Regions from separate parts of the Homo sapiens genome. Here region 2 is linked to region 1. A link is an interaction called in ENCODE POLR2A ChIA-PET data of the cell type or tissue named here. Cell type or tissue: CD4-positive, alpha-beta T cell. All regions are shown on one strand. Each heading gives the region's core, and the rest is flanking DNA. Links, peaks and the distances in the headings are about the cores only. Region 1 overlaps DTX3L (deltex E3 ubiquitin ligase 3L). Region 2 has its middle 13 kb from the start of PARP14.

Region 1 (10,991 bases), core at 4,083-8,082:
CAACTTGACTGAGGAGGTGATGTTTGGCCTGAAACTTGAATGATGACAAGATTCATTCAACAATAGATATCCACTGCCTACTGTGTTCCAGGCACTGTTATAGGAGCTGGGGAGGCAGCCAGGAACATGGCAGACTCGGCTTCCAGGGACGGCACCTTCTAGAGAGAGAAACAGACAATATTAGTAAACAATAGATATATAATAAAATGTCTGCCAGTCATACCTGCTAGGAAGAAGAATAAGTGACAGACAGTGACAGAACCACCATTTAAAATAGGATGTCTGGAAAAACCTCAAGTGAGGTGACATCTCTAGCCAAGTGGATTTCTGGGCGGAAAGTGTCCTAGAGGGAAGCATAGGTGCAAAGTCCCCAAGAGCTGACATTTTGAGGCCCAGAAGCTTTAAGGAAGCCAGTGTGGTGGGGAGGGCAGTGAGCAATGGAGAGAGGTGCTAGGAACTCGGGAAGGTACCCAGAAGACAGGCCTTTGGGGCTGAAGGTAAGGATTTTGGATTTTTAACTTAAAATGTTAGGGGATTCATCAGATAGTTTTGAGCCAGGGGAGAGGGCGATCTGGTTTATATTTCTAAAGGGTCACTCTGGCTGCTGTTGGAAAACTGAACGTAGAAAGGGGATAGAATGGAGAGTTAGAGCCTGGTTAGGAGGGGTTGCAGTGCGCCAGGTGAAAGATGATAATGGCATGCACTTTGGTGGCCTTGATGGAGGTGTGAGAAATGGCTGGATTCAGGAAACATTTTGAAGATCTAGAGGAAGGATCTTAACATGCAAAGTCCTTGAGAAGGAACAAAACATTAGGAATTTTGCTTTTATATTACAGTCAATTGGTCTCTGTCCTTTTTATCTTAACCTGGCGTGTCTTATATTTGAGCTTCTAAAGGCCAGGGTTTAGAAGGGTCCACAACTTTGCATGCAGTCGAGTGTTTAGTTGAAACAAGAATAAAGGAGGAAGAGTGAAGAAGAGAAAAAATAGTAATAGGAAAAGCCATTGCCCTCAGTTTTATGGCTCCCTTCCAAGTTCACAAACTTTTGTGAGGGCCACAACAACTTGCCCAGAGAGCACAGGTGCCTTCCCTTGACTGCTGTTCCCAAGATCAAACAGCTAGTGGCAGTTGTAGAACACGGATCTCTTGGCCATGGAGCTTTTAGAAATGCTCATGCCCAGGCTCCACTGCAGATTAGTTAACATCAGAATCTCTGGGGATGTGCTTGGGCTTTGGCTGGTTTGTTTTTCCCTGAATTCGCCAGGTGAGTCTTATATGCAGACAGGGCTGAGAACCTCTGGGATGTAGCGTGCTGTATCCTCTAAAAAGGATTTGAGACCAGGCACGGTGGCACATGTCTGTAATCCCAGCACTTTGGGAGGCTGAGGTGGGTGGATCACCTGAGGTCAGGAGTTCCAGGCTAGCCTGACCAACATGGAGAAACCTCGTCTCTACTAAAGATACAAAATTAGCCGGGCGTGGTGGCACATGCCTATAATCCCAGCTACTCAGGAGGCTGAGGCAGGAGAATTGCTTGAACCCGGGAGGCGGAGGTTGCAGTGAGCTGAGATCGCGCCATTGCACTCCAGCCTGGGTAACAAGAGTGAAACTCCATCTTGAAATAAATAAATAAATAAATAAATAAATAAATAAATAAATAGGATTTGAAAGAAGTTGCCCCCACTTGGGAAAGATGTAGTGGTTGTTTCTCTAGTCTCTATGCATTCTCCTGAAGAGAAGATGGTAGGCCTGCATGCTGAGAGGTTTTATTTGTTCCTGTTCCTTTTAAAATTTCAGATCTTTCTTACTGTAACAGCTGACCTGAACTGTAACCTGTTCTCCAAAGAGCAGAGGGCATACATAACCACACTGTGCCCTAGTATCAGAAAAATGGAAGGTCACGATGGAATTGAGAAGGTGTGTGGTGACTTCCAAGACATTGAAAGAATACATCAATTTTTGAGTGAGCAGTTCCTGGAAAGTGAGCAGAAACAACAATTTTCCCCTTCAATGACAGAGAGGAAGCCACTCAGTCAGCAGGAGAGGGACAGCTGCATTTCTCCTTCTGAACCAGAAACCAAGGCAGAACAAAAAAGCAACTATTTTGAAGTTCCCTTGCCTTACTTTGAATACTTTAAATATATCTGTCCTGATAAAATCAACTCAATAGAGAAAAGATTTGGTGTAAACATTGAAATCCAGGAGAGTTCTCCAAATATGGTCTGTTTAGATTTCACCTCAAGTCGATCAGGTGACCTGGAAGCAGCTCGTGAGTCTTTTGCTAGTGAATTTCAGAAGAACACAGAACCTCTGAAGCAAGAATGTGTCTCTTTAGCAGACAGTAAGCAGGCAAATAAATTCAAACAGGAATTGAATCACCAGTTTACAAAGCTCCTTATAAAGGAGAAAGGAGGCGAATTAACTCTCCTTGGGACCCAAGATGACATTTCAGCTGCCAAACAAAAAATCTCTGAAGCTTTTGTCAAGATACCTGTGAAACTATTTGCTGCCAATTACATGATGAATGTAATTGAGGTTGATAGTGCCCACTATAAACTTTTAGAAACTGAATTACTACAGGAGATATCAGAGATCGAAAAAAGGTATGACATTTGCAGCAAGGTTTCTGAGAAAGGTCAGAAAACCTGCATTCTGTTTGAATCCAAGGACAGGCAGGTAGATCTATCTGTGCATGCTTATGCAAGTTTCATCGATGCCTTTCAACATGCCTCATGTCAGTTGATGAGAGAAGTTCTTTTACTGAAGTCTTTGGGCAAGGAGAGAAAGCACTTACATCAGACCAAGTTTGCTGATGACTTTAGAAAAAGACATCCAAATGTACACTTTGTGCTAAATCAAGAGTCAATGACTTTGACTGGTTTGCCAAATCACCTTGCAAAGGCGAAGCAGTATGTTCTAAAAGGAGGAGGAATGTCTTCATTGGCTGGAAAGAAATTGAAAGAGGGTCATGAAACACCGATGGACATTGATAGCGATGATTCCAAAGCAGCTTCTCCGCCACTCAAGGGCTCTGTGAGTTCTGAGGCCTCAGAACTGGACAAGAAGGAAAAGGGCATCTGTGTCATCTGTATGGACACCATTAGTAACAAAAAAGTGCTACCAAAGTGCAAGCATGAATTCTGCGCCCCTTGTATCAACAAAGCCATGTCATATAAGCCAATCTGTCCCACATGCCAGACTTCCTATGGTATTCAGAAAGGAAATCAGCCAGAGGGAAGCATGGTTTTCACTGTTTCAAGAGACTCACTTCCAGGTTATGAGTCCTTTGGCACCATTGTGATTACTTATTCTATGAAAGCAGGCATACAAACAGTAAGTATTTCTCAAGTCCATGGGTTTCTTGCCACTATGCTACGATTACCAGGGCAAAAGAGACTGTCCTGTTGCCTATTAGACAATAGATTTCCCAAGGAATTATCTCCAGGGTCATGTGCAAGGGACTGAAATAGTGGTAAAGGTCACAATGTTTGCTGGTAATTCAAATACCTTTTGTGTCTATTTCTTAAGACAGAGAAAGGGTGGGTGGAGATTATATCTTGAGATGGGGGTATCAGGAAGGTGGACAGTGTTTCCAGCATGAATTCAAGGAAAGAGGAGAAATATGAGTTATTGGGAATATGAGCATAACTTCAATACCTTTCTTGCTTTTGATTTGCTTTATCTACAAATGAACACATCTATACCTATAGTAAAAATTAGACAGGGCACTCTTTTCACATGACATTTTCTTGTTCTCACACAGGAAGAACACCCAAACCCAGGAAAGAGATACCCTGGAATACAGCGAACTGCATACTTGCCTGATAATAAGGAAGGAAGGAAGGTTTTGAAACTGCTTTATAGGGCCTTTGACCAAAAGCTGATTTTTACAGTGGGGTACTCTCGCGTATTAGGAGTCTCAGATGTCATCACTTGGAATGATATTCACCACAAAACATCCCGGTTTGGAGGACCAGAAATGTGAGATCCTTTTGGGATGTAATGGCTGCTCAACAGAGTATAGGGATTATGAAATACGGCAATTTCTGGATGTGGATATAAGTAGACTCTATAGCAGTGGAATTGGTGTTTTGAGAGCTGCTGATCGGGGATGGTAATCTCAAAGACAGAAAGATTGGTCCCCATCAACTTCTACCCTGCCAGCTATAAAGTACTATGGAGTTATTTAAATTTTGCACCAAAGGACAGGGGGCTTTTGAATCCGAGATGAATACTATATAAGCTGATTTAATTTGAGGCGTTGTGTCTATCTGAAGGCTAGATGCTCGGAATGTCACTTTGCTTCCTTTTAAGGTCACCTTTCTTTTTCACCCCTTCCCCCACCAGTCCACAGAGAACCTGAAATCACTTGGCCAATAATATTCTAGAAAAAGTCTAAGTTGTGAGGAGACTATTGGTAGAAACTGTATTATACGAAATCCAATTGTTCTTTATGAAACCCAAATAGGATTCCTCAGACCCTTGGCACTAAAGAAAAAATATATACCCTGAGACTTTTCCAAAACCTTAAATTTGAAAATCCTACTAGCATGTGATTACGATGCCCCCCTAAAACACAGTATATTATTATATTTTTAGGAGAGTCACTACTTACCATAAACTGAAAAATTTTAAGAATTAACATAGACATGAAGCCTCAAAGTAAATCAACGTATTACTATTCATCTTGGATTCTCAAACCCCCTGCCCTTTGATGCGAAATGTAATAAATACATCATATTAATACTTTGTAGTTGGCAGGGTAGAAGCCAGCTTGAAAGGCAGATGCTGGCCAGACAGCTAGGCTCACTCGCTAGCGAAATGACTCGCATCTGCGAATTTAAAAGTCATGATACGTCATCCACCTTCAGGATTACTTGTGAATGTTTGCAACACTGGATATTAATTAAATCCTTAAATGCTGGATATCTATTGCACATATCCGAACAATTTGTGGTGACACTAAAGGAATTTTTGTTTCTTCAGGTATGGCTATCCTGATCCTTCTTACCTGAAACGTGTCAAAGAGGAGCTGAAAGCCAAAGGAATTGAGTAAGACAACTGCTGGAAGATGTCTTAAATCAAGCTTTCAAAAAAATATATTTTAGGAGGCTGATTTAATGCCAGTCTAAATCCTTATGTAGAAAGGACTTTGAAATTTTTCTTCTCAAGAAATGGTTTGTATAAGAATAACAATCTGCTAGTCTGTCATTTCTGGAGTGATACTTTTTTTTTTGAGACGGAGTCTGCTCTGTCGCTCGCGCTGGAGTGCAGTGGCATGATCTCGGCTCACTGCAAGCTCCGCCTCCCAGGTTCATGCCATTCTCCTACCTCAGCCTCCCGAGTAGCTGGGACTACAGGCGCCCACCACCATGCCCGGCTAATTTTTGTTTTTGTATTTTTAGTAGAGACAGGGTTTCACTGTGTTAGCCAGGATGGTCTCGATCTCCTGACCTCGTGATCCGCCCGCCTCAGCCTTCCAAAGTGTTGGGATTATAGGCGTGAGCCACCGCGCCCAGCCCTGGAGTGATACTTTTTATGGAAGACAAAAGCCCCCCAAATCTGTGTAAAATCTGCTGCAAAGGTGTCATCCCTCTTGTGTCATCACTGGGGTTAGAGGTGGGTCCGAAATAATCTTCTGTGTCCTTCAGTTGGACTCTCGGCTGCCAATTGATCTCTTTTTCATTGCCATCTCTGGGGTGGTTCTTTGGTTTTTTGTGTGTTTTCCCCTTCATCTCTACCTGTGAAAGTGAAATTCTATTGTAAATGGGAGGAAAAAGGGTTGGTTGTGAAAAATTAAAGACCCACATTCTGCTTTCTTACTCATGGTAAGAAAAGTGGCCATGAGTAGAGATTGGGCAAGCATTGGTAATAAATGGAATAAGACTATTATTATTATTATTTGAGATGGAGTCTCACTCTGTCACCCAGGCTGGAATGCAGTGGTGTGATCTTGGCTCACTGCAACCTCCACTTCCCGGGTTCAAGCGATTCTCCTGCCTCAGCCTCCTGAGTAGCTGGGATTACAGGTGTGTGCCTCCACACCCGGCTAATTTTTTGTATTTTTAGTAGAGACGGGGTTTTGCCATGTTGGCCAGGCTGGTTTCAAACTCCTGAGCTCAAATGATCCTCCTGCCTTGGCCTCCCAAAGTGCTGGAATTACAGGCATGAGCCACCACACCCACACAAGACTATCATTTTTAATGACCAAGAGCCTAGTATATAGTTGGTGCCTGTCTTAGTCTGTTTGTGTTGCTATAAAAGAACACCTGAGACTGGGTAATTGATAAAGAAAAAGGTTTGTTTGGCTCACAATTTTGCTGGCTAGAAGGTTGGGCATCCGGTGAAAGCCTCAGGCTGCTTCCATTCATAGCAAAGGGCAGCCAGTGTGTGCAGAAATCAAATGACAGAGAGGAAGTGAGAGAGAGAGGTGTCGGGGAGGTGCCAGGCTCTTTTTAACAAGCAGTTCTTCAGGAACTAAGAGTGAGTCACTCCCATGAGAACAGCACCAAGCCATTCATGGGGGAATCTGCCCCCATGACCCAGACCCCTCCCGTTAGGCTTCACCTCCAACACTGAGGATCAAATTTCAACATGAGATTTGGAGGAGGTCAAACAAACTAAACTGTAGCAGTGTTTCATAAAATTGTTTGCCTGACTCAGGTTGCTAGTAAGCCAGCAGAGGGATATTTGCCTCCTAAATCTTTGGCAGAGGCAGGAGTAAGGAAGCCATTTCTGGAGTCCTTGCTACTAATTTGGAAAACTGAGCTTCTTTCTTTCATTGCTTTTTCCCTTAAGAGACAAGTCCTTACTATATTGCCCTGTCTCTCAAGGGAAGACATCAAGACTGGACTTGAACTCCTGGGCTCAAGCCATCCCCCAACCTTGGCCTCTCGAGTAGATGGGATTATAGGCATGTGCCACGGTGCCTGACTTGAGTTTCTTATTCTAGAACACTTGGAGCCTGAACTCTGACCAGGCCCCTCACTTGAGCCTTTGCTTTCTGCTCCTTGTAAACTGCCATATTGGGTGCACTTGCCCTGCCACAGTAATGCTATATATTTCTGAGCATTGTTTTTCTCTAGATAATTTTATATTTTTGAGTATACCCCACTTCCAAGTGTTTTTTGTTTTGTTTTGCTTTGTTTTTGTTGTTGTTGTTTTGAGACAGGGTCTCACTGTGTCCCCCAGGCTGGAGTGCAGTGGCACAATGACGACTCACTGCAGCCTCAACCTCCTGGGGCCAAGTGATCCTCCCACCTCAGCCTCTCAAGTGGCTGGGACCACAGAAGTGCACCACCATGCCTGGCTTTTTTTTTTTTTTTTGGTCGAGATGGGGTGTCCCTGTGTTGCCCAGACTGGTCTTGAACTCCTGGACTCAAGGGATCCTCCTGTCTTGGGCTCCCAAAGTGTTGGGATTACAGGCGTGAGTGACCATGCCTAGCTCACTTCCAGGTTTAACAGACAAAATAAACTTACTCTAGTTTCCATCTCTATCATTTTATAATAACCGTAGCCCACATTGTAGTAGTTTTTCAGCTCTTTACTAAGTCCCACCAATTCATGTTTTCACCCTTAAAATCTTTCTCACTGATACTCTCTCTGGACAGAAAAAAGGTGAAATAAGCCTACTATAAGGAATATATGACATGCTAAATTTTATTTTTAAACGGTTCTTCAAGTCAGATTAAAGTAATAATAGCAAATTATGTGATTATCCATGTCCCAGCCTCTCTCCAAAAAAATAGTAAACAAGATGTCTTCTTCTTTTCCCAAAGATACACATACACACATGTACAAATTTTTTTATCAGATAATAATAGCTAATATTTAATGAGTACTTACCTTAGTTTGTCCCCTTTACAACAGCTTTACATCTGTGTGATTGATACAGTTCATATTCCCATTTTATAACTGAGAAAACTGGTGCACAGAGAGGATAAGCAACTTGCCAAAGGTCACACAGTTAATAAGTGGAAATGCTGGGGTATGAACCAGGTAGTCTGCCCCCATAGCTCTGCCCCCCAGAGCTGTACTGTCTCCCATGAGGGTACTTCTCCATGGAGCAGCCTGAGGCGATCCCTTTATTCTGGGCTTCTCTCAGAAATGGATTCCCACACAGTATTCAAAGCAAATTTCCCCAGAGGAAATCCTATTGGAAGAACTTAAAAACTCAGAATCTTTTTCTTTGTCCAGAGAGTTGAGGAAGCTTAAGCTAAATGATACATGTTTTTAAAAAAAAATCAGATTATAAATTTAGTTTTTGGTGATTCATTAAATTCTTTACTATTATAGTTATTTTCTAGCTGTTCATCTTTTAGCTAAATTTGTTCCAAAGAAGCAAAAGTTTGGTTTCTACTAAGTTCTGGATTCTGGATGGGAGATTGCACTGTGTGTGACATGCAAGTTTCATGGTGTGGGAGATTGCAGAGCATTTGGGTTACTGCTTTTACTCTTTGGAAGCTGTTATCATCTGTATCTGCTTTAAATAAAGTTAAAGATTTGGAACAAATTGTGTTCTTTCCCTTGCTTCTTTTTTTTTCCTTTAGGTTGAGATTCTGGGTGTTTCCTACAACACACACAGCATACAGTTGTATAACATGTGCATGGAGATCTTTGGTTGATTTTGTGTGTAGCTGCTTCCTAAATATGATCACAGTACAACTTAACTACTCTTGACTTCACTGCTGTTACTTTTGGCTGTAAAAATCACATTTCTCAGTATTTTTTCCTTATAACATATAGGTTATAAAGATAAAAGTAGGCTGCAGATATCATCTCTTCTCTCCTGGAGAGAGTATATACAATACCCTATCAAACTATATTTGCCCTCTCCTTGCTTCTTGAGGTTCTGTTTCACCTCTCCAACATTGGTGCTGAAGTACCCAGACAGGTCATTGAGCACTATTAGATCAGGGGCACCCTTCTCTCCAAAGAAAAAATAAAATAAAAGAATAATACATATTTGATGCTTCCCTGAAAATAGCATCAAAGTAATCATTAGGAGAAAAATAAGATCTTTATTGGACTTCCTTACACTTACCGTAATAGTTTAGTGTTTACAAAAATTATCCAGGCATGGTGGTACACATCTGTAATCCCAGCTATTCCGGAGGCTGAGGCATGAGAATTGCTTGAACCCAGGAGGCAGAGGTTGCAGTAGGCTGGGATCAGGCCACTGCACTCCAGCCTGGGCAACAGAGCGAGACTCTGTCTCAAAAAAAAAAAAAAATGTTTAGTACTGTTTTTGGTTTGATTTCCATACAGAAGTTAGGTGCTATTTCCTTTTTTATCGATTGGGTCATTTTTATTGATCAGATCTAAAACATAGAGCTTGATGCAAAGATTAAGATATTAATAATTTTGGAGGTCCAAGCCCAAGGACAAACAAAAAGAGAAGTGAGGCAAAGTAAGATGTAATGTAACGCGGTGCTAGGGGTTATCACCCTGGTTACTGCTTCACAATGAACCTGATGTTGCTGGTCTGGGAATTACATTTAGAGATCCACTGGCCTAGAAAATAGAGTTTAAACTCAGCAGCATGGCCGTTAGCGATTGCTCATGCCACTTTGCATACTTTGTGCTCCTTCCTCACCACCAAGTCCCTAGGGTTCAGTCACACCAGACTACAAGATTTTCCAAAGCACAGTCTATGCTTTCATTCATGTGATCTTTGTTCTGTGTAATCCACCCCCATCGCTGCTCTCTGCATGACAGATGATGAAAAAGGGAACTCTGAAGAGAGAGAGGGAGAGAGAGACACACCTCATTCTCATTCTTCACCTGATTTTCCTCTTAGAAAGTCCCCTACTCATCATGCAAGGTCTTACTGAAATGCCACTACTATAGAAACTTTTCTCCAATCTTGTCTCTAAATTACAACGAACCACTGATTTCTGTTATCCTAATACTTTATATGTATCTCAATGCAAATACGATACCAAAACCTTTTACCCTGCTCTCTGCCTTGGAGGTGGTACTGAGGGCTGACCTCTAAGTACCACATCAGCTCCATTCTCTGATTACTCATTGGGTTCTGCAGTGGGAGGTACCAGCACGAGATTGGAAGGCACACGGAGAGAGTACTTGGGATGCTTATACTCCCCTGGCTGTCTTCCGAAAGCAGTCATGGGTTCTACCTGCTGGCACTTGGTATAGCTCTTACCAAGTTCAGGAGATGCCCCCTCCCTTGCCCCTTCAGCCTAGATGGTAAGGGGAGGAGGCTACTTCACCATCTCTCAATGGTTTCCTTAACCCTTTGCCCACACCTGTGTAAATAATTTCTTTATTAAATTATCTTCAATTATTAATTTTGAGTATACCATCTGTATACTGCCAGGACTTTTCGTGATACACCAGGTAACAGTATTAATCTATGTTTTATTTCTCCACCTCCTACTTCACCCCTCACTCCAAAGAGAGGGGATCTGTGTCTAATTCATCTTTATAATCTTAACACAGTGCCAGGCATATCAAAGGCCTTCAATACGCGTTGATTGAATTAAATAATGCCCTGTTGGGCCAGAGGGGAACCTGACTCCAGCCCTGGCTTAGGGAGCACAGGAGAGAACCCAGTGTATTTTTCTAAATATGGGTGTGTAGGGAGAATTGGGGGGAAAGGAGTGGGATGCCCAACAGAAAAGGAAAGGAATACTGATTCCTGTGTTTTAATGTGCCAGGCATTCTACAGACTTTATCTCATTTAATCTTCATTATAATAACATGAAATAGTTATGGCTGTGCCCACTGTACAGATGCTATTGACTGAGGCTACATAACTAATAAAATTGCAGACCTCAGGATTTTGACCCAGGATTTGTCTGGCAGTAACGTCTGTCCCAAAGGGCGACACAATCCTGAGGCAGCTGTTCGCAAACTCGAGGCCTCAATCTTTGACGGAAGCGGTTTTCAGAGAAAAGAAGTTCGAGGCACAAGCCTGTTGGGTGGGGCGCAACTGCAGTCCCAGCGAGCTGAGGATGGCTGCGCCAGGC
Region 2 (10,991 bases), core at 4,239-8,238, 96 kb after region 1:
CTGCACCTGAGCCAAAGAAACCTGAGGAAAATCCAGCTTCCAAGTTCAGTTCTGCAAGCAAGTATGCTGCTGTCTCCGTTTCTGGTGAAGATGAAAACAAGGGAGAAGATTATGCCGAGTGGACCTAGACATCCTGTGCTTTCTCCTAGTTTCTCTCCACCCTGGAACGTTCGAGAGCAAATCAAACTTCTATCCAGACAAGACAAAATAAAACTCACCATCTCCTGGAGACTTTTCTTACCTTTCTTTTTTTTTTTTTTAAGTGAAATTCTTTTGCATGCTGCTGCAGCCTTTAGAGTATTGAAGTAACTGGAGAATCGCCAATATAGCCAGAGAGAAAGAGACTACAGCTTTTTAGTGGAAAAGTTGTGGTGCGTTTTGTCACCATGCAGTTGCCAGAGTGATTAATACCTAGGAGCCTCCATTTAGTGGAAATGGTAATGACAGTGAGATAAGGTCTGGAATCTGGTTGGACAGTAGGGGAAGGAAGTATAAGGAAAAGTGTGAGATTTCTACTTTTTATTTTTTACCCTATTGTGGCATATATGAATTCTCAAACATCTAAATAAATTTTTCACTCTTGGAAAGGTAGATTTAGCCTCAAGTTGTTTTAGTCTTCAGGAGGCTCCCAGCCCCTCCTGTTATTTAATTCTGAGTTTTAGGGGCCAGCCTAGAGGGAATTCTTTCATTCTTTTTTTTTTTTTTTTTTACCCTCCAAGGGGGTAGTTCGGGGTGAGTCTATAGGCCATAAAGAATAGGACTGCATTGGACCAAGATAAATGGGAAAATTGTGGTTTGAAAAGAAGCTTTTGGGAGGTAATGAGTCATTTTGTATCAGGTAATAGGGGAAAATTGTGCGACCTCCAGCAAACACAAGAATGGTTATTTCCCGGAGCCAGAAGCACTTGGGGGTCATGATAATTCCCAATGTTTGTGTGTCCTGGTTTTACCCTTTTTAAACACTGTCCTTTTTGAAAGTTCGAATATATCCACATTCTGTTGAAACCTTGAAACTTTAAAAATTTAGACTCTTGTCGTCATCTTAAGCTCTTCATGCTACTCTTAACCTCCCAAAAAGCAGTCTCTAAGTCACATAGATGATCTCTTGGGCATTTTCTCTCAGCCATGGAGAGGAGTGAAAGGCAGAATCGCTGCTTTTCTCAAGCAAATCGGTTTCTTGATGTCTTTTGGTTCTCACTCGTTGCCTACTCCTAATGGTTTGACCCCTTTTATAGATCAGGGTGCTCTAGGGTAATGGATGGTCTTGGGTGGTGAATAAAGGTGGATAAATAGGGACAGGGACAGTTAAATTGGGAGCCTTTCTCACAACCTCGATGGTTTTTTCCCCCCAAGTTTCCTTCTCCACTGAAATGACACACCAATGGTTGTTGGATTTATGAGGTGGCCAGACCAATGGGTTGTTTTTTCTTTTTCTTTTCTTTTTTTTAAGTCTCCCTTGAGAGAATAAATGGTAATGGAGAGAACTATTTAACAAGGTCCTGGTTTCTCTTGCAACACAGTAGCTAAACTTGCCTGCTTTTATGTGCATTTTTGTAGGGATCAGCTTGGTAGACAGTATTAGCAGAGAAATGACACCTTGATCTTGGTTTGCAAGCACTTCTCCTGTCAGTCCTAGATTAGGCCCTGCTCAGCCATGCAGGGGTGTTGGTTTATGCGTGCTGCAGCAGTGGGCATAATGAATATAATTTGCCCAGTGAACAAAAGTGTGTACCAAATGAATTTAAATAATTAGGGTGGACTGGCTAGTAGCTAAGAAGTAGGCTTTTAAAGAGAGATTGAAAGCTTTTTTTTAAGAAAAAAAAAACATTGATTGTAGATAATGAGAAGCTAGGGTTTGCCCTCTTCATGTCTACTCTCCCTCCAAATAGATACCAAACTGTTTTTCCCTCTCCCCTACCTTGCCCCCCTGTTAAAATAGAAATGGGGATTGATTAATGTCCCTCTCCTAAATACATGTAAAATTTGAAAATGATTTATAATCTATAGACTTATTATGTGGGAGATGTCCTGAGATGTAAAATCCCATCCTTTGGGTTGTGAGTTTTTTGTTTCCTCCAAAAAAATCTGATCTTAAAAAAATAGATTTTTTAAAAACTTTAATATTGCTATGATGAGATTGTCTTTGTAGGACACTGAATTGGCTTATAAAAATACAGTTTTTTGCTGCCTTCCTAAACTGCACAGATGGACAGATGACTGTGTTTCTGTTTAGTTATAGGGACTTTGTTGAATCTATATTCTGATAGAAAGATAAAAGGCCAGGCCAGGCGTGGTGGCTCACACCTGTAATCCTAGCACTTTGGGAGGCTGAGGCAGGTAGATCGCCTGAGTTCAGGAGTATGAGACCAGCCTGGCCAACATGGCAAAAACCCCATTTCTACTAAAAATACAAAAATTAGCTGGATGTGGTAGCATGAGCCTGTGGTCCCAGCTACTTGGGAGGCTGAGACAGGAGAATTTCTTGAACCCGGGAGGCGGAGGTTGCAGTGAGCCAAGATGGTGCCACTGTACTCCAGCCTGGGTGACAGAGTGAGACTCTGCCTCAAAAAACAAAAACCAAAAACCAAAAAAAAAAAAAAAGAAAAAAGAAAAAGAAAAAGAAAAGAAAAGAAAAAAAGGAAATTTAATTTCTGTGTCCATAACAGAGTTGTACTGAAGTACAGCCATACTCACTTGTTTATGTACATTCTATGGCTGCATATGGGTGAATATGAATCAAAATTAAAAATCTAATTCTCTCAGGTGCACAAGAGGAAACTCTCCTCCCATTTTTATTTTTGAAAATTTGTAATTGTTAATTTTCTTTCTGCCTTTTTGAGATGTATAAAAATCTCTTTTGAAGGCATTTTTTTTTTAAAGCCTCTTGCCAGTTTTACAACCCAGGAGTGTTTTCTCAAGGACCTGGGAGCCATCTCTTTGAAATGTAATCATCAAGGAGGATGGTGCCCCATCTCCCGGTTTCCACGGGAGGGCAGGAGCCTGACTTCAGCTGGCATCTGGCTCCAAATCATAACTACCTACTTGTCATAGAACTATGAGAAATTTTATTATTTCTTTGGATAAAGACAATTAGCTAACACAGATGGCCATCCCAATTACTGGGTGGTTTAGGATGACCTATGTGTGACAAATGGTATTGTCAAATCCTCTTACTTGAGGGCTAGTTATCAACTGAGAACATGTGTGTAATGGGGTGTATCTACTGGACTACGTAAAAAGGTGAGATTTCTTTCTATCTTTGAAATCTTTTTAGTGGATTACCTGTGATAAGCATCACATTCTGGTTTAATGCTTATTCAATAATATACTATTTTCTTTCTCTTCTGCCTTGTGTAGAGGTTTTCCGGGTCAGCAGGAGATTTGGCTTTTAATTATATTTCCCTAACAGCTGCTTCTGGTCTTGGATGGCAGAATTGAGTAGTTGCAACAGAGACCATATGGCCTACATAACCTAAACTATTTACTCTCTCGCTCTTTAAGGGAAAAGTTTGCGGTCAAACCTGGGCTAGGTAACTAGATGTGTATGCAAGATACTTAAAGAAAGTTAAATTATTTAGTATAATAAAGTGAGGGATTTTGAGTTTGTATAGGTGGCTTAAAGAGAAGCAGTAGGGGCCTGGGAACATGGGGAAGGGGGTGATCAGAAGAGGTGGATCTTAGGGCAAGGCATTGCAAACCCAAATGTCTAGAGGGGCTGGGATGCCAATGAGCAAAGTGAGCCAAATGGAAATTTTACTGAACTGGAGCCAGGACCCTTGGTTGCAGCTGATGGCAAACCATCTGTTTTTTTGTTTGTTTGTTTTTCCCCAAATAAGCTGTAAATCTGAGGTTTTATATGAAGACTCACTTTTAAAATGTTAGCATCTAATTTGAATTTTTCAAAAGCAGGTCTCAGGCAGGCTTCAGTTTGGTGGACACCAACTTGTGACTTCTGATCTCAAGCGAGGGAGTCGGAGAGGACCTTTCCATGTTAACTGTTAAATGGTTTGGGCAGGAATTGCCTGATAAATTAATTCCTAGAAATAGTTATGTGTGAACTTTGACCTGGGAGTTGATTTCTACATTGAGATGTAATTAATTTTCAGTAAGTATGTTAGTGATAATTTGGGGGTAAGAAATGGGGGTAGTATTTCTAGAGTAGAAGCAGTGTGAAAACAGGACCACAGAGGCAGGAGCCATGAAGCAGATTTAGTTGCGCACTTTCTCTGGAAAAATGTAGGCCCCTGAAAACAGATATTGCAGAGAGCTCTCGGCCTTTCCACAGCGCACTGAATGGGGATTTCGGACATTTTATTTAGATATCAAGTGAAATACAATTCAAACAGGATAGAGAACTTAGGGACTTAGAATAATGATTGACATTTAGCAAGCCCTCAATAAATGTTAGCTCTTGTAATTAACTACTGTTTTCTAGAATATGTATGGAAACTCAGATCACTTGGCCAGGATGCAACACCTGCCAAAAAACAAAGGAAGCGCAATCACTTTTCAAATCCAAAGGAAAAGACTTGGAGTATATGTGGTTTAAAAAATGTCTGCACTGAAGCAGGAGGATCACTTGAGCCCTGGAGTTCAAGACCAGCCTAGGCAACACAGCAAGACTCCATCTTTATAAAAAAAATTTAAAAATTAACCAAGTGTGCTGGCATGTGCCTATAGTCTCAGCTACTCAGGGCTGAGATGGGAGGATTACTTGAGCACAGGAGGTAGTGGCTGCAGTGAGCCATGATTGAGTCACTGCACTCCAGCCTGGGCAAGAAAGTGAGACCCTGTCTCAAAAAAATAAAAAATGAAAAGAAAAATGTCTGCAAATTATTATTATTATTATTATTATTTTATTATACTTTAAGTTCTAGGGTACATGTGCACAACATGCAGGTTTGTTACATAGGTATACATGTGCCATGTTGGTTTGCTGAACCCATTAACTCATCATTTACATTAGATAGTTCTCCTAATACTATCCCTCCCCCTGCCCCCCACCCCACGACAGGCCCCCACTTGTGATGTTCCCCACCCTGTGTCCAAGTGTTCTCATTGTTCAATTCCCACCTATGAGTGACAACATGCGGTGTTTGGTTTTCTGTCCTTGTGATAGTTTGCTCAGAATGATGGTTTCCAGCTTCATCCATGTCCCTGAAAAGGACATAAACTCATCCTTTTTTATGGCTGCATAGTACTCCATGGTATATATGTGCCACATTTTCTTAATCCAGTCTATCATTGATGGACATTTGGGTTGGTTCCAAGTTTTTGCTATTGTGAATAGTGCCACAATAAACACACATGTGCATGTGTCTTTATAGTAGCATGATTTATAATCCTTTGGGTATATACACAGTAATGGGATCGCTGGGTCAAATGGTATTTCTAGTTCTAGATCCTTGAGGAATCGCCACACTGTCTTCCACAATGGTTGAACTAATTTACACTCCCACCAGAAGTGTAAAAGCTTTCCTATTTCTCCACATCCTCTCCAGCAACTGTTGTTTCTTGCCTTTTTAATGATTGCCATTCTAACTGGTGTGAGATGGTATCTCATTGTGGTTTTGATTTGTGTTTCTCTGATGACCAGTGATGATGAGCATTTTTTCAATTGTCTGTTGGCTGCATAAATGTCTTCTTTTGAGAAGTGTCTGTTCATATCTTTGGCCACTTTTTGATGGGGTTGTTTGTGTTTTTCTTGTAAATTTGTTTGAGTTCTTTGTAGATTCTTGTTACTAGCCCTGTGTCAGATGGGTAGATTACAAAAATTTTCTCCCATTCTGTAGGTTGCCTGCTCATTCTGATAGTGGTTCTTTTGCTGTGCAGAAGTTCTTTAGTTTAATTAGATCCCATTTGTCTATTTTGGCTTTTGTTGCCATTGCTTTTGGTGTTTTAGACATGAAGTCCTTGCCCATGCCTATGTCCTGAATGGTATTGCCTAGGTTTTCTTCTAGGGTTTTTATGGTTTTAGGTCTAACATTTAAGTCTTTAATCCATCTTGAATTAACTTTTGTATAAGGTGTAAGGAAGGGATCCAGTTTTAACTTTCTACATACGGCACCCGCCTGTATGTGGTGTCAGTCAGCCCATACTGGGAGGTGTCTCCCAGTTAGGCTACACGAGGGTCAGGGACCCACTTGAAGAGGCAGTCTGTCCGTTCTCAGAGCTCAAACAACCTGCTTGGAAAAGCACTGCTCTCTTCAGAGCTGTCAGACAGGGACGTTTAAGTCTGCAAAAGTTTCTGCTGCCTTTTGTTCAGCTATGCCCTGCCCGGAGGTGGGGTCTACGGAGGCAGCAGGCCTTGCAGAGCTGTGGTGGGCTCTGCCCAGTTTGAGCTTCCTGGCCATTTTGTTTACCTACTCAAGCCTCAGCAATGATGGACGTCCCTCCCCCTGCTAGGCTGCTGCCTCGCAGGTTGATCTCAGTCTCTGCACTAGCAGTGAGCAAGGCTCTGTGGGCATGGGACCTGTCGAGCCAGGTGCGGGATATACTCTCCTGGTGTTCCATTTGCTAACACCGTTGGAAATGCACAGTATTTGGGTGCCAGCATCCTGATTATCTAGGTACAGTCTGTCATGGCTTCCCTTGCCTATGAAAGGGACATCCCCCAACCCCTTGTGCTTCCCTGGTGAGGTGATGCCCCACCCTGCTTTGGCTCGCCCTCCGTGGGCTGCACCCACTGTCCAACCAGTCCCAGTGAGATGAACTACGTACCTCAGCTGGAAATGCAGAAATCACCATCTTCTGTGTTTATCACGCTGGATGCTGCAGACTGTAGCTGTTCCTATTCAGCCATCTCGGAACAGAGAGGCAAATGTCTGCAAATTCTTAAACACCCCTCCAGTGAGGATGTGGAATCTGTTTCTCTTCTACCTGACTATGAACTTGACTTAGTGACTCACTTCATTTTTTAGAGATGGGGTCTCTCTCTCGAGTGCAGTGGTGCCATCATAGCTCACTGCAGCCTTGAACTCCTGGCCTCAAGTGATCCTCCTGCCTCAGCCTGTTAAGTAGCTAGGACTACAGGTGCACACCACCATGCTCAGTTAATTTTTAAAAAATGTTTTTTGTTAGGCAGGGTCTAGCTATGTTGTTCAGGCTATGACTCACTTCTAATCAATAGAATGCTTGAGAAGTGAAACTATAACTTCTAAGGGCCAAGTCATAAAAAGTAATAGAGCTTTCGACTCTCTCTTGCTCTCTCTCAACATGCCTTAGGAGCTGAGTCACCAAGTTGAAAGTTCACCTACTCTGAAGCCACCATGCTGGAGAAACCATGTGGTGAGCCCACATATTGATAGAGATACCAGAGGAGCTCCAGAGGGTCCAGCCCCCAGTTTTTTGAGTTATCCTAGGCTGGGTACCAGATGTGTGAGTAAGTAGGCTTCGAGATGCCTCCAGCCTCAGCCACAGTCTGATTACAATTTTCTCAATTCTTGAGAAAGAATTGTCTAGTTTAGCCCAGTCTACCCCCAGAATCTTGAGGGATAATACCACTAAATTTGGGGGAGGATTGTTAAGCAGGAAAAGATAACTGGAATAATGTTCTCACCTCCTGCTGTATATGAAAAAAATTGTTTTAAGTTAGCTACATTGCCTACTATAAAAAGGGAGTCATTTATACTGAAATTTCTTTCATATTCATGCCTTTAAATGACTAAGAGATTATGGGATTTAGGGAAGAAGTTGATACGTAGGATAGGGATTTAATTTATTTTAATTCAGGCTTATGACCGATTTTTAGAAACAGAAAAGATCTTCCAAATCTCTTCCTCAGAGCAAATTTTTTTTGTATGTAAGGGCTTTGAGATATCTACTACTTGATTGTACGTGGAATAGCTCATAAGATTGCACTTTTTGGCGGATGATAGATGCAACGTCCAAATACTCTGAATTTGAGGCTGCAAGGAGGAAGGACGCTACTGCTTTCTTCAAGGTGTTCATGGTTAGGCTGTGGAAAACACATGGATTGAGCAGATGGCACTTATTCCCAGCCACTGACCAGCCTTCCGTTCAGTGGCATTAAAAGATGCTTTAAAATGTCAGCCTTTCCCAGGGAATGTTTATTCCGTTTATGTTTATTCATAAACATAATGTTTATTATGTATATTATTTATATATAATATATATTACATATAACATAATAATATATATTATATATAATATATATTACATATAACATAATAATATATATTATATATAATATATATTACATATAACATAATAATATATATTATATATAATATATATTACATATAACATAATAATATATATTATTTATATATAATATATATTACATATAACATAATAATATATATTATTTATATATAATATATATTACATATAACATAATATATATTATTTATATATAATATATATTACATATAACATAATATATATTATTTATAAATAATATATATTACATATAACATAATAATATATATTATTTATATATTGTTTATATATAACATTATGTTCAAGTTGGGTTAGTTCCAGGAATGCCTGAGCAATGTGAGGAGGGTGGCTGCATGGGGATATGGTGGTAGCAACAGGAGATTGGTATGTAACCAACACAGGATATTGCACAGTTATATCGAATCCAACACAGTTATGTAGAAGGGATTGACCCAATAAGTAAATATATTGGGGATAATGGAAGGCAGATTTCTCACTATTGGAGAAAGGAGTTACAAATATGCAAAGGAAAAAAACCAGAATGAACTTTGTAGTGTTGGCTTGGAACTGGAGGTATCAGTATAAACTCATCATTTTGTAAGTATATAGATATATAGATATAAAGACAGAGAGAAATAAAAAATGCACTTGTGTGTGTACACATGTATTCCCTAGCACTGTCCACTGAGAAAGCCTGAGACAGTAACACTTTAAAATCGATGAACACAGCACTAATTGGAATAATGAGTGATTCCAGGCTCAAGTTAGGGAAGTAATGAAACTTTATTTACATAAACAAGTAGTATGCTGGATTTGGCCAGCATGATACACACACATACACACACACACACACACACACACACACACACACACACACACATATATATCTTGTTCTTTTTTATGGCTGCATAGTATTCTATGGTGTATATGTACCATATTTTCCTTATCCAATCTGTCATTGATGGACATGTAGGTTAATTCCATATCTTTGCTATTGTGAATAGTGCTGCAATGAACATATACGTGCATGTGTCTTTATGGTAGAATGATTTCTATTCCTTTGGGGATATACCCCAATAATGGGATTCCTGGGTTAAATGGTAGTTCTGTTGACTCTTTGAGTAATCACCACACTGCTTTCCATAATGGTTGAACTAATTTACATTCCCACCAGTAGTGTATAAGTGTTCCCTTTTCTCCGTAACCTCTCCAGTATCTGTTATTTTTTTACTTCTTAATAGCCATTCTGACTGGCAGCATGCCATATTTTGCGATGTCCTATTCCAACATACTCAGGGTGATGGGGTATTATGTCAGCTATTTACTTTCAAATTGTTCAGGAAATAAAAAATTCTCTATACTAGTCTTGCAACTTTTCTGTGAGGTCAAAATTATTTCAAAATAAAAATTATTAAAATTAAAGACATTTTCAGACCAATAGATTGAGAAAGCTCATCATTCATGAGCTCTTACAGAAAGAACTGCAAATAATAAGTATCTACTTTAGGAAAAAGAAGATTGAATGAGGAAGAAAAAAGAGTGCTTTAGAACAAAATAATTGTTAATTGTTAAACATATTGCTAAATAAATATTGACTAATTCTGAAAAGACTAATTTTGGAGTGTTAAAAAACAGTTAACAACAGCAAAAGGATAGCAAAATAGGGGGCAAGTTTTTCTCAGGTCTTTGTGTCTTTTGAGATGTATTGACTAGCTTTATACTTTGTTTAGTCTAAACTCCGCAAAAGAATAGATACAGAAATTCAATCAAAATAGAGAAGGAAAAAGGGAATAAAGAAAAACTATCAATCTAATAAAAACTATAATCTAATATTTGATATCAATCTAATAATATCAAACTATCAATCTAATCTAAGAAATGAAGAAAAATAAGCAAGGAAGAAGGTAGTTTATTTAAAAACCCACAAATAAAATAGTGGGAATAAGTCTAACTATACCAGTCATTTATAATATCTAGAAATTTATGTTTGCCAATTAAAAGACAGATTGGATTTAAAATAATCCAGCCGTATTCTGTTAGCAAGAGACTTACCTAAACTAAAGACATAGAAAATTTGACAGAAAAGGGATGAAAAAGTTTTTCAGGTGTATCAGAGAGAATGCTTTTGGCAATAGGCAACGGAATAACTAACTAAAACAGGCTTAAATAACAGGGATGTATATTGACTCACTTCACAAGAAATTTTGAGGTAGGTGTTCTAAGGTTGGTTCTATAGCTCAATGGTGCCATCAAATATCCAGGCATTTTGTAGATTTCTGAGAGATTGGCCTTCAAAGTTACAAAATGGCTGGTCACATCCTACTTGATAACATTTTTTTTTAAAAAAAAGAAGGAGAAAAATGATTTCTTCTCACATGTCTCTATTTATGGAGGAAGAAAGTGTTTTCCAGGAGCAGACAATGGACTTCCCTTTATATTTCTGCCTAGAACTGGCTCACATGGTCATCCCTAAACCAATCCCACTAGAAGGGAATTAGATTATTAAAACTGGCTTAGCCCAAGCATCAGTCAGGTGTGGGTCAAAAGAACATCTATTTTAGCTAAACACTTTGCTACTTAGTATCTAAAAAAAATTGAAATTCCCCTAGCAAGGAAAAAAAGAGTATCTTAGAGTAAGTAATCAATCTACTCGAAGTATCTGCCCCACTTGGCAAGATCTAGTAAAGTGGTCATAGAAATGTTAATATAAGACAAAATGGACATTAGGGCAATGAGAATACAGCAGAAAGAATGACACTCACTGATGACAAAAAGGAACAATTCACTGGGAAGATACAAAAATTTTGAAA

Evidence for each region. ChIA-PET counts read pairs that join two places held together with the same protein. Peaks named below come from ENCODE experiments on the same cell type or tissue, not always from the same donor. Only the 100,000 strongest peaks of a DNase experiment are listed, where the experiment ranks them.
Region 2: POLR2A ChIA-PET joins it to region 1 with 6 read pairs; 16 of 35 experiments call an interaction of 5 or more read pairs at or near these places.

Annotation. Positions count from the first base shown.
Region 1 is chr3:122,566,692-122,577,682 of GRCh38, forward strand. DTX3L (deltex E3 ubiquitin ligase 3L) reads left to right here. Exons shown (of 5, transcript NM_138287.3): 3 at 1,798-3,333; 4 at 3,764-3,981; 5 at 4,987-8,512. The coding sequence ends at 5,056. PARP15 (poly(ADP-ribose) polymerase family member 15) reads left to right here and starts at 10,959. Exons shown (of 12, transcript NM_001113523.3): 1 at 10,959-10,991. The coding sequence starts at 10,977. RefSeq lists enhancers at 9,342-9,391, 10,926-10,991. In CD4-positive, alpha-beta T cell, for the core only: no CTCF peak of the experiment used is centred there; a DNase peak (open chromatin) is centred at 6,460; H3K27ac peaks cover 668 bases.
Region 2 is chr3:122,662,320-122,673,310 of GRCh38, forward strand. No RefSeq gene overlaps it. Among named protein-coding and RNA genes, the nearest start is that of PARP14, 13 kb to the right of the region's middle. RefSeq lists enhancers at 6,335-7,534, 6,960-7,009. In CD4-positive, alpha-beta T cell, for the core only: no CTCF peak of the experiment used is centred there; no DNase peak of the experiment used is centred there.